Regions from separate parts of the Homo sapiens genome. Here region 2 is linked to region 1. A link is a loop called in an ENCODE intact Hi-C map of the cell type or tissue named here. Cell type or tissue: PC-9. All regions are shown on one strand. Each heading gives the region's core, and the rest is flanking DNA. Links, peaks and the distances in the headings are about the cores only.

Evidence for each region. A loop is a pair of places that touch in the nucleus more often than their neighbours do. Peaks named below come from ENCODE experiments on the same cell type or tissue, not always from the same donor. Only the 100,000 strongest peaks of a DNase experiment are listed, where the experiment ranks them.
Region 2: a loop joins it to region 1, with 15 times the contacts of the local background. A loop is called at or near these places in 1 of 110 quality-filtered maps.

Annotation. Positions count from the first base shown.
Region 1 is chr11:126,915,572-126,920,960 of GRCh38, reverse strand. The region is part of intron 1 of KIRREL3 (kirre like nephrin family adhesion molecule 3); the gene reads left to right. The region is part of intron 2 of LOC105369559 (a long non-coding RNA gene); the gene reads left to right. Among named protein-coding and RNA genes, the nearest start is that of KIRREL3-AS2, 22 kb to the left of the region's middle. RefSeq lists an enhancer at 3,148-3,197. In PC-9, for the core only: no CTCF peak of the experiment used is centred there; a DNase peak (open chromatin) is centred at 3,000.
Region 2 is chr11:126,831,259-126,836,647 of GRCh38, reverse strand. The region is part of intron 1 of KIRREL3 (kirre like nephrin family adhesion molecule 3); the gene reads left to right. Among named protein-coding and RNA genes, the nearest start is that of KIRREL3-AS2, 110 kb to the left of the region's middle. In PC-9, for the core only: no CTCF peak of the experiment used is centred there; no DNase peak of the experiment used is centred there; H3K27me3 peaks cover 1,692 bases.

The DNA of each region.
Region 1 (5,389 bases), core at 94-5,093:
ACCAGCTATCTGGGTATCGCATAATTCAGTCAAGTTGACACCTAACATTAACCATCACGGGGGCCAATCTGAGTGTTGAGGTAATTTTGTCTAGCAGCTCTCAGCATCCTGGAATCAGGCAGAGAAGGCCAATTGTAAAGTGACCTAGGCGCGGGGTTTTCTAGGAAGGTACGATGTTAGGACGAGGATGTAACTACAAGGTTGAAGTGATGGACCATGGAGTCTGAGCTGGTTGGGGAAAAAAGTGATTGCCCAGGGGTCTGTAAGACAGGGAGAAAGTAGAGAGACCAAAGAGGAAGTTTAAAATGAGATCAAAGAACATATCTGTCTTAAAACATATCCTGAGGAATAGCCAAGTAAGATCAGGAAAAATAGGATGCTATGGGCAGAAAATCAAATGTCTGAATTTATCCTTTAGGCAAACAGAGCACTGACACCACCTGGCAAGAAACAGTGAGCAGCAGTAGTATCTCTTCACATGAAGATTTCTTTAACTGGAATCCCAAATCCAGATCAAATGGACTAAATTCCACAGTGCAGTGGGGATCTTCACATTGAGGGAGATTTAACTCCACCTTTCGTTCATCGGTTCAATGATTTGATAGCATGATTATGGTGCTGAGCATTTATCTTTGTCTAATCGATAGATTTCTTGGGATCTAAAGATGCATCTTATGGTGATATAGACAAAAGAGGCATTTATGGAGTCAGCCATGGGAGAGCATATCAGATTGTGCAAGAGCAATAATATATGGAAGTGAGCAGCATGAGTTTTGGGGGCAGATTCTTAACCAAGCCACTCCCTGTCTGTTTGACTTTGGGAAAATTACTTCATCTTTGAAAACTTTCATCTGTACAATAAGAAGAATGACAAGTGACAAGTACGTCATGGGGTTGATATGAAGATTACATGATATAGTTAAATGATAAAATTAAATGCTATCATTATAAACACATTTAGCATCATATCAGGTATGTAGTCATTGTTCAATAAATGGCACACAATTAGCAGTAGCATTGTTACTGCTTAGTAGTATCCTCCTATTGTTTAGTAACAATATTGTTACTCTTAATACTGTAGTAGTGCAGTTACACTATTGTTACTGGAATATTCTGTATTACCCCAGGCCTGCTCCAGCAAATCCTGTCTGTCCTCTTTGGAACTCTTAACCTCTAAAACTTCTTTGCATGTAATCTGAAAGTCATGCACACCTATTTAGCCCCATGCTTACTGTGCACATATCAGGGAAAGGGTTTCTCTCCCAGACCACAAAGACCTCAACTGTGTGAGTTCAAGAGCTTCTGCACAACTGGTGTCACCAAAGTGAAGCATGTCCTTGGCCACTGCAGCTTAAGCAACCAGAATAGCCCAACCCCAGCTCTGTTATCTACTCCAGCCAGAGAATCAGGCTTGTCTCTGATGTGTTGCAGGCCTTGGGTGGTGACTGGACATCAAGGACCTGGTTATCAATTATTCTAATTGTTATTCCTCACTGCAGCCAGAACTACCAAGGTTTAAAGTAGTTTCCATCCTCCAGATCCGTAAACTTGCCCTTGGCTTGTTGAGCCAACCATGCTACTTTAACAGAAGTGATTTTAATTACTCAACTGGAACTACAGAAAGGAGGAAGTGAGGAGAGTATGTGGCTGTAATCAGTGTTTAACCAAGGGGCCCAGCTTGCTCCTGTCTTAGGGGCAAAGACATTAGTGATGGCTGCACCTACCACAGCGCTCAATCTCATCCACAACATGGGAGCATCCACACTGAGAAGTCAGGCTTATCGAAACCCACAAAAGCACTATGCCTTAATTCTACAAATTATGCATGTATTTATCACTTGAAAGGTATGAAAACCTAAGTTGATGTTAAAAAATCATATCTCCTTGGGTCTGTAGCAATACATCATATTATATATAATATAGTATTAATACACATAATAATACATATATACATATATATAATACAAATAATAATATAATATGATGTAACAATACATATCTTATAACATATGATGTTATAACATATGACGTTATAAAATCATATTTCCTTGGGTCTATGCAATATTGTTACATTGTTAAAATACATGTAACAATACATTCCCCATCTGGTGTCATAGGAATGTCTTGGCAGCTAGCTCCCCATTCTTTATAACATGCAGACATCAGGAAGGCCTTGCACACCCTGCAATTGATTACAATGGCTGCCTGGCATCCAATGCAGGAAAAGATTTTGAAAAGGGGAACTATCCTTGATTAGTAATGTCTGCCATGTCACAGAGATGAAGAATGGAATAGCCTTTCTATGTATTTGCAATCCCTTTCTTAGATTATAAACTCCTAGGAGGCAGAGAATGTATCATTTTAGTTCTCTGTGTAAATGTACCTAACCTATGTCATGAGTGGATGATGGTGAAGAATGTTTATGCAAAAACGTAATAATTCAGCTAGTTAATTAAAATCCGGTAACTGCCCTCCACCACAAGCTTGCTTATCACCCTGTCAGAGGAACAAGCAGCTTAGTTTACAAAGACTTCACTCCTTACGCTAAAACTACCTGGATGGTCTAAAGCACTGTCGTAAATATTCGGCACCAAATTGCCAAAATAAATGCAGGGGGAGGTACCATGGTGTGGCAAAGTCTTCTCATCTACTATTAAATCATGTTTATTTGCTTACTTGCAATTCACTGGATCTGCCCAGCATCTGGGGATGTTGCTGAGGCCCAAATGGACACACACATGGGAGGGAAGCACCATGATGAGCGAGTAGGCAATGAACATTTCTTTTGCCTCAGTAACATCCATCTCCCTCAAGTCGTGTGTCCTTCAACTGCCATACCGTGAGTCTCTGTCTTCCCTCTGAGAGGCATGCATATCATTATGGGCCAATCTCGTATTTCTGAGAATGCACAAAACCAGTTTCCCAGGCAGCAGTAAACATGCCAGAGATCAGTGTGGAGTCTTATGGAAACCCAGCTTGGAGAGATGAGTCACAGCATCTAAATTCTGCTCCATCACTGTAAGATGTGTCATCACACACCAAGTGAAATCGAGTTCAACAATTACCAAAGCGTGCAACTGGGGTGGAGGAGGGAACAGAAATGCCACTGTTTTTACCATCTCGTTCTTCAGAAACGCCACCTCAATTCTAAAGTCCATGCCTAAGGTTAGACAATGAGTGGAGTGGCAGAAAAGTATTGGTTGCCAATGGAAATAGTGGCAACCACCTCACTATTGGTTTCTAGTGTGAGTGGTTTCTAGTATATGGTTTCTAGTATGTGGTATACATATATGGTTTCTAGTATGAGTGGAAGCAACTCATACTAGAAACCAGATTGCACCAGGTGATCATTACTCACTCCCCACACAGCCTACAACTGAGCAGTGCTCTAAGAGAGGCAGGATAGGTGTGGAGGTGCTACGTGGTTTGGAAAGATTTTTGTTGTTTGCAGGTTTTTCCTTGTTTTTTTTTAATTTTTTTATTGTGGTAAAATATATACAACATGAAATTTGACATTTTAACCACTTTTAAGTATACGGTTTAGTGGCATTAACTATATTGACAATGTTGTGCAACCATCACCACTATTTATTTCCAGAACTTTTTCATCACTGTAAACAGAAATTCTGTACCCATTAAGCAATAACTCCCACTTCCTTCCGTCTCAGTCCTGATAACCTTTAATCTATTTTTTATTTTTATGAATTTGCCTATTCTGAATACTTCATATAAGTGGAATCGTACAATATATATCCTTCTGTGTCTGGTTCATTTGATTTAGCATAATATTTTCAAGGTGAATCTTTAACATACTGTGTATCAGAATGTTATTCCTTTTTATGGCTGAATGATATTCCATTGTGTGACTATATCATATTTTGTGTTTGCATTCATCTGTTAGACACGTGGGTGACTTCTACTTTTTGGTTATTATGAATACTGCTGCAATGAACATTGGTGTACAAGTTAAAAGAATTTACATGTATAGGGTGACCAACTGTCCCCGCAGAAACAGTCGTAGGAGAACCAAGCTGGGGGACATCCTGTCCCCTTTTGATTATGCCTTACAGCTGAAGAATCAGGCATGAAGAGAGTCTGGGACACTGGACTAGGCACATCACCCTTCTAACCCCTTTCTTTCTGCAGGTGCATATGTGAGAAGTTTGGACCATGTAACTAATGCTTTATCCAGCTCCAAAATCTCTTTTCGAAACCTAAATTCATACTTAGAAAGACTCCAGCTAACCTTCATTCTAAGTTAGAATATCCCCAGGTTGGAACTTCCTGTCCCGTGATCTACATTAGCAGGTTTTTTGTTTGTTTGCTTTTTAAGGGATAGCAAAGACTTCTGCAGTTAAATCACACAGCCTGGCTTTCTGTACCGATCAGTTGAGTTTGATACCCTAAACATAGTCTCGGAGGATGTTAAGAAGTGTCTTTCTCTCTCCCTCATATTCCTTCATTTTGCAGTTCGTAAACTATGGCCTTTCTGAGTTGTCCTCACAGTGTGGTCCCAGGGCCGGCAGTACTGACATCACCTGGGTACGTGTTAAAAATGCAGATTCTGGCGGCCCACCCTTGGCCTACAGAAGTGACACTTTGAGGATGGGGCTCAGCAATTTGTGTTTTAATAAATCCTTTGGGTGACTCTGATATATGCCTAACTCAACCTTCAGAAGCACTGGTCTATATGAAAACAGCACATTCTGAGACTCAGGTGATCTGAAACCTACTCCAGTTTTACCACTGACCAGCCATAAGATCTTAAGTTATTCCATATCTGGGCTCATCTGCTTTATAAATAATCTAAGGATCACCCTACCTTTGCTACTCATTCAGGGTATCATTAGAACGCTATTAATCACTAGGTGTGGAAGCACTGTGAAAGGCTGTATATGTTTTACATATGATTAGAATTTTATTCACTCCTTCATTCAACAAATATTATGCATCATCTACTATGTGCTGGAGACTGTTCTGTGGCTGGGGGAGGTTGCACGAAGAGAGCAGATGAGGCCCTGCTGTCATGAAGCCTATATACAGACTGGAACCTTTGTGAAGAATTTTTTTTACATTTGCAAATGGTTATGTGACCCATTTCAAGACTAGGTTCAGATCTGTTAAGAGAATAAGAGAATGTGAAATGCTCTTACCTAAAGGTAAGATCACTTTATGTCAGAAATAACAAAGAATGGGTTGACTACAATGTGACTAAAACAGTTATCAGCTACCAGGAGAGAACTTACAAAGAGATTTTGAAAATACAAAGCTGAGCCTTGGCCTGATGAGGGCAGGAGAGTTAGATGAGTGGTACTTTAGTGCTCATTCAGCTTCCAACACTACAGTTCCACTCTTCATGTGAGTCAATGATACTGTCTCGCTTGGACAA
Region 2 (5,389 bases), core at 70-5,069, 84 kb after region 1:
TCTCTCCACAAGTCATATGCACAACAGAAAGTTGGCTTTCTTGCTACCACATTGTTTCATTTGGTAAATAAGATAAAGAAAAAGAACTTTATCCTCTAGGAGTCCCAGGTAGGCACCTTTAACCAGATTGTCAATACAGTAAAGATGTTTTGAACTGTTTAGTTTAAGTTCAGGCACTCTGTTCATCTTCCGTATATTGGCTTGGCTCAGACCCTTATCATATACTTTAGAATCCTGGTAAGGGCACAAAGGCTGTTTATCAAGGCTTCATTGGAGTCAGGATTTATATCAGGGAGGAACCTTAAAGGTATCAGATTGAGTAGTTTTCCTGTGGCATCTTTGTGTGAGTTATGCCAACTGAACCATCAGAATGAATAGGTCTCTCAAGAGACCACATTACTTCTGACATCAACTGCAAGGGCAAAAGGGTCCCCAAGCCACTGTCAGGTTTCATAATTTTTGAGAAGTACTCACAGAACTGACTGAAAACTATTGTTTGCACCGTTAAGGTTTATTGTGGGGAAATGATTAAAATAAGCTACAGGAAGAAGAACACAGGAAAGCATCTGGAGAAGTACAGAATGCAGAGCTTTGTCCATCTTCTTCCCCTGGAGTCAGGACATGTTACTTTCCTGGTATCAATGTGTAACAATTCATACCAAGTATCGTCAAAGACGGGGCAGCTTACCTGAACCTCCGTGTTCAGAGTTGTTACTGGGGCCCCACTACAGAGGCAAGCTTGATTGATTGATTGCCCATATGGTTGATCTCAGTCTCTAGTGCACTGGTGCCTCGAGAGCCAAAGCCCCCACCCTAAATCGCATTACTAGACTATCCAAGTGTGAACCAAATCCCCTAGGCAAAGGAAGGCACTAGAGACACTAGCAAAGGTACTGGCAAAAGCCAGACCTCTTTAGGGGATTATATTCTTTACAACACCACACTTCAATACCCATCTCCTAGGTACACTCCTTCATGTAGAATCTGTGTCCCCCTCTGAGCCCCCATAGCACTTTGTCCATGCCTCTGTTCACACTGATGATATTATAAATTCCTTGGGGCTAGGGACCACATCAAAATTCTCATTCTGCCTCCAATACTCAGCACATATAGGATCAAACACGTAGTGGGCATTTCATAAATTTTAGTTGTGTTTGTTTAAAATTTGATAGGGAAGTCCATCTTTGGATTTGCAAGGAGCTTCAATCTTTCTGGCTGCTCTGCTTTTCTTTTCTGGCTGACTTATGGTTTGTTTTAATGTAATTCTTTTCCTACATTCAAGTTCAGGACATCACTCATTGTTAAAGTTTCTACCAGCCTATTTATTCCTTGGCTATACCTTAGCATCCACAAGGGGTCAAAGAACCTTCTTAAACCTGAGCAAGTGCCACATACCTTCTTGGGCATGTCAGTGATGTTTATAGGAGACAATTATTCCCAAGCCCTGGGAGGTATAGAGCCTAAAGCAGCTCTTCTTTGTTTTGAATTGTTTTCTGCATGGGGTGTCATTATTAAATATAAGTCTTCAGGAGAATTCAACTCACTGAGGATTAATCACAGGCCTTTCACTGGGAAACTCCACGATGGTAGAAACAGAAAATTTCAAACAAAATTATGTTCTGGAAAGTAGGGAAGTGGCAGGGAAACCACTGCAAAACACACAACTGGAGGCACCTGGGTTGTTTCCCCCTATATCTGTTTGTTGTCCTGTGTTTGTTGGCACGTGGGTGGAGCTGCCACGCTCTGAGCATGGTCAGTAGGAGGAACACTGACAAAAAAGCAATGATTTGTTTGCTGTGAGCTTCTAATTATGTGCCAGCTGTGGTGCATTCCTTGTGTGTCTGGAATGGTGGCACAGGCCAGGGCCGCAGGGCCAGCTGCACAGATGAGAGTGCTTTGGCAGTGCCATTCTATGCAGTCCAGCATGAGGTGCGCCGGTGAGGAAGGCCTTCAAGGATGTTGCTGAGACTCCTGTTCTGAGAATTCTCTTCTTTACAAATCAGATAGGGCAAGACTCTTAGACGTCAGAATTTCAAACCAATCGCATCTCAAAATAATTTTTTGTCACGGCATTCACAGTGCTCTTGAGTGATCTGATTTCTAATTTTTCCTCAATAGTGAGCAGATGAGATGATCGCCAATGTCATCAGTTTTTTCTCTTTCCTGCCGGGAGCCAGTCTGATAGAAAGGATTCTTGGGGCTTCTGAAAAGGCAAATAACTTCCACATTTTATCTGTGAGTCAGGCTTTTCTCTTAGGCCCAAATTGGATAAGATGTTAACCACGATACCGATTAATAGTTTCAGCCTAGCTCTGACTCATTCTGGTGGCTGCAGTTGTGTGGAAAGTAAGCCCTGGAAAGAAATCAAAGGCCCACCCAAATTCTGGGCCAAATGACCTATGACAACCTCACCTCCCAGCTTGCAAAACAGAGATAATGTGCTGGGATCAGAAAGCACTAAAAAGTGCCTCCAGGAACTAGAGGCGAACCTCAAACTGCAACTTAAATTTCTTTATGTATTGCAGTAGGTTACATTTTGGTGATATTTAGGCTATTCCTGGTACATAATTATAAAGTAGAAAAAGAATCTTAAATGAATAGAAGACAAACTTTCTCCCAAGCACTGGTACATTTGGGTCAATGCATTTGGAGACAGGGACGCTGAGAGCAACAGAAGTTGCAAGAAAAGGTGGTCAACTCCAAAGGCTGAAACAAAACGTAGACTTGCAAGGGAATAAAGCTTTAGGAAGCAGCAGGGTGTTAATTCTCCCTCATAAATCTGGAGTCAGATATAGGCTGAACCTCATTTTCAGGAATATAGGACTTAATCAGACCTGCAAAAACAATGAGCAAAGAGAAATGTGACCCTCAGGAAGATGGGCAATGTGTGATTTGAAATCAGCATTTGTTGAACAGCAGCAGGGAGCTGTGTGTGTCTGCAGCCTGTCTGCCTACCTGGAGACATGCAGCACTCGGGGGCTAAAGGTGTGAGGCCATACATTCATTGTACATATTAGCACATCACCAACTGTCTTCATAAAGAAATTCCAATTTTCATGTTTCAGCATGAGGAAACACTTTTGTGACTCCCATTCCCTGGCTCTCCAAAGGGAGGGCTGCTGATATTCAAAGGGTGCCAGTTAAGTGGGAGCCACAGATGAGTGGATAAAGAAACACACACTTGGCTAATACAGCAAAAGGTGTGCAGGTGGAGGTGATCAAATTCATCTCTGTCAACAGGGTTGCATCTGGCTGCGCAGACCTGCAGTGGGCAAACTGGTCTCAGAGCCACCAGTGAATCCAGTCTACTATAAATTATTTTAACTTGCACTTGTGTGTGCCTTTTTGTAATGTGTGGGTGTGCCTATTTCATGCTTCTAAGGGCTCATTAGCTCTGTAAATAAAATACTTAACTGAGGACAGGGAAAACTGGGTCCCCATTAGAGCAAGCTTGCTTCATCCTTGTGCCTCTTGCAGGAAGTAGGGTGGTGCTGGGTAACAAATCACTTCTGTTTGAAATAGTTGGAGACAAGCATCTAGGAGACCAGATAAGAGAACCTGAATGATCCTATTATGAGGATAACAGCAGTGAGAAGAGTCTATGGACAGCCGCACACGGACACATTCCGTTGATTTAAAGGTGGTGTGGCAGCCTGAAACGCGGAATTCTCTGCTTCAGATTGCTTCAGTGCAGACCTTTAACGTTATTTTAACATAGCTTGATCTGTGCACCATAGTGAAGTCTACTCGAACAAATCCATGTTAAAGGGAATATGCCGTCTGCACACCAAACAGAAACACGAAACAAACACTGTTAGATCCTTGAAGAATCGAAGCACAAGAAAGGCGTCCAGACCAAAAAGGAGTAGGTTTTCTATTTCTCCAGTTGCTGCCTCCTGAGCCACACTGACCCTTTCAAAATCTATGTCCGCTCATGAAAACATTCCCAGCGTGCAAGTCCAAGGCCATTTCTGAGAGCAGAGCCCTTCCAAAGAAGACCCTTCAGGACCACACATTTGCAACAGTAATATTGTGGCAGCACAAGCTTATCTCGCGATCTGGCTCTGCCATAATGAGATACAGAGCACTAGCTCTGAGTGGTTTTGAACATGCAAGGAACCTGCTGTCTTCAAATACAGTCCCGCTTCAAGCTTTCCTCACGATAGTCTCAGCTCTGGGAAAGGGAGGAGGTTGCCTTTATGTACAAGCATTTCCAGGGGTCTCCTTCTAGGAACAGGTTTATTTTAAAGCTATTATAACTTTCACATGTTTGTTTATTTCCTCCATCACATTTATCTCCCTGGCGTGTAATCATTGTGAGCGATTCACTTTCAAAGCAAACATGCATTGACCCCTTGGCCTTACACTAGTAGACGCTCAGTGTGCACGTTTAACCCAGCACTGAGCCAAAGGGAGGAATGTCTGTTCACACAGTGTGTGCACCTAGGATCATCCTTATGTGCTGTCAACTGTGAGAATAACTTGACCCTATTGTCCCATTTGGACTCCCTCTTGTTGTGGAATCTGGGACATGTGGCTCATTTTCCTCATCTTAAAAGTGTAAAGGCAGAAATACTTGATAAGGAAATAACATTGAATTTTTCAGTTTCCAATATTTAAGTAGTATAAAGCCAATTAAATATAAAGACTTAAGAAGCACATTATCTGTACAGTTTAGAGGGTTAGATGCATTAATATCTGTGTGTCAACCAGTTCTATGCCAGGAAGGCAATTTCTAAACAATGTTTTACAAATAATGAGACATTCCAAATGCTCAGCCAAGAGTATGATCTTGTCATTAGTCCCTTGGCCATCTGTTATGTCAAACCCTCACCTCAAATTGTTTCTCTAAATTTACAACTTCGGGTTCATGCTTTAATAGAAAGGCATTAGGATCCCCTCAGGAAATACTATAGGCCAAGTATACTTCAAAAAAAAACTAGAAAATACATATTTTCTGTTGTAAGTGACCCCTTTCCAACTTCTAAATTTGGGGTAAAAGTCACTCAGGGACTCATTCTGCAATTGCTGAGTCAATTAAGGAGGTTTCCATGTATTGCTTCTAAGGTGTCTTGGTCCTCTTAGAATTAAATGTACCTATTTGCTTGAAGAAAGTGGTTCAAAGAATGCTTTCAGTCAGGGCAAGGTTTACCTGATGTCTGGGATGGCTATTCAAAAGAAAAGTGGTTGGGTAAAGAGAGAGAGAGAGAGAAAGAGAGAGAGATAGAGAGAGACAGAGAGACTGACTTAAGAGAGAGAAAGAGAGACAGAGAGAGGCAGAGAGATTGACAATAAATATTGAGCATAGCCTCCAAGAAAGCTGTGCCCTGATTCAGTCCAACATTTCTCTGGCCATCACCGTCCTCATGGAACATTACCTTGGTGAAGG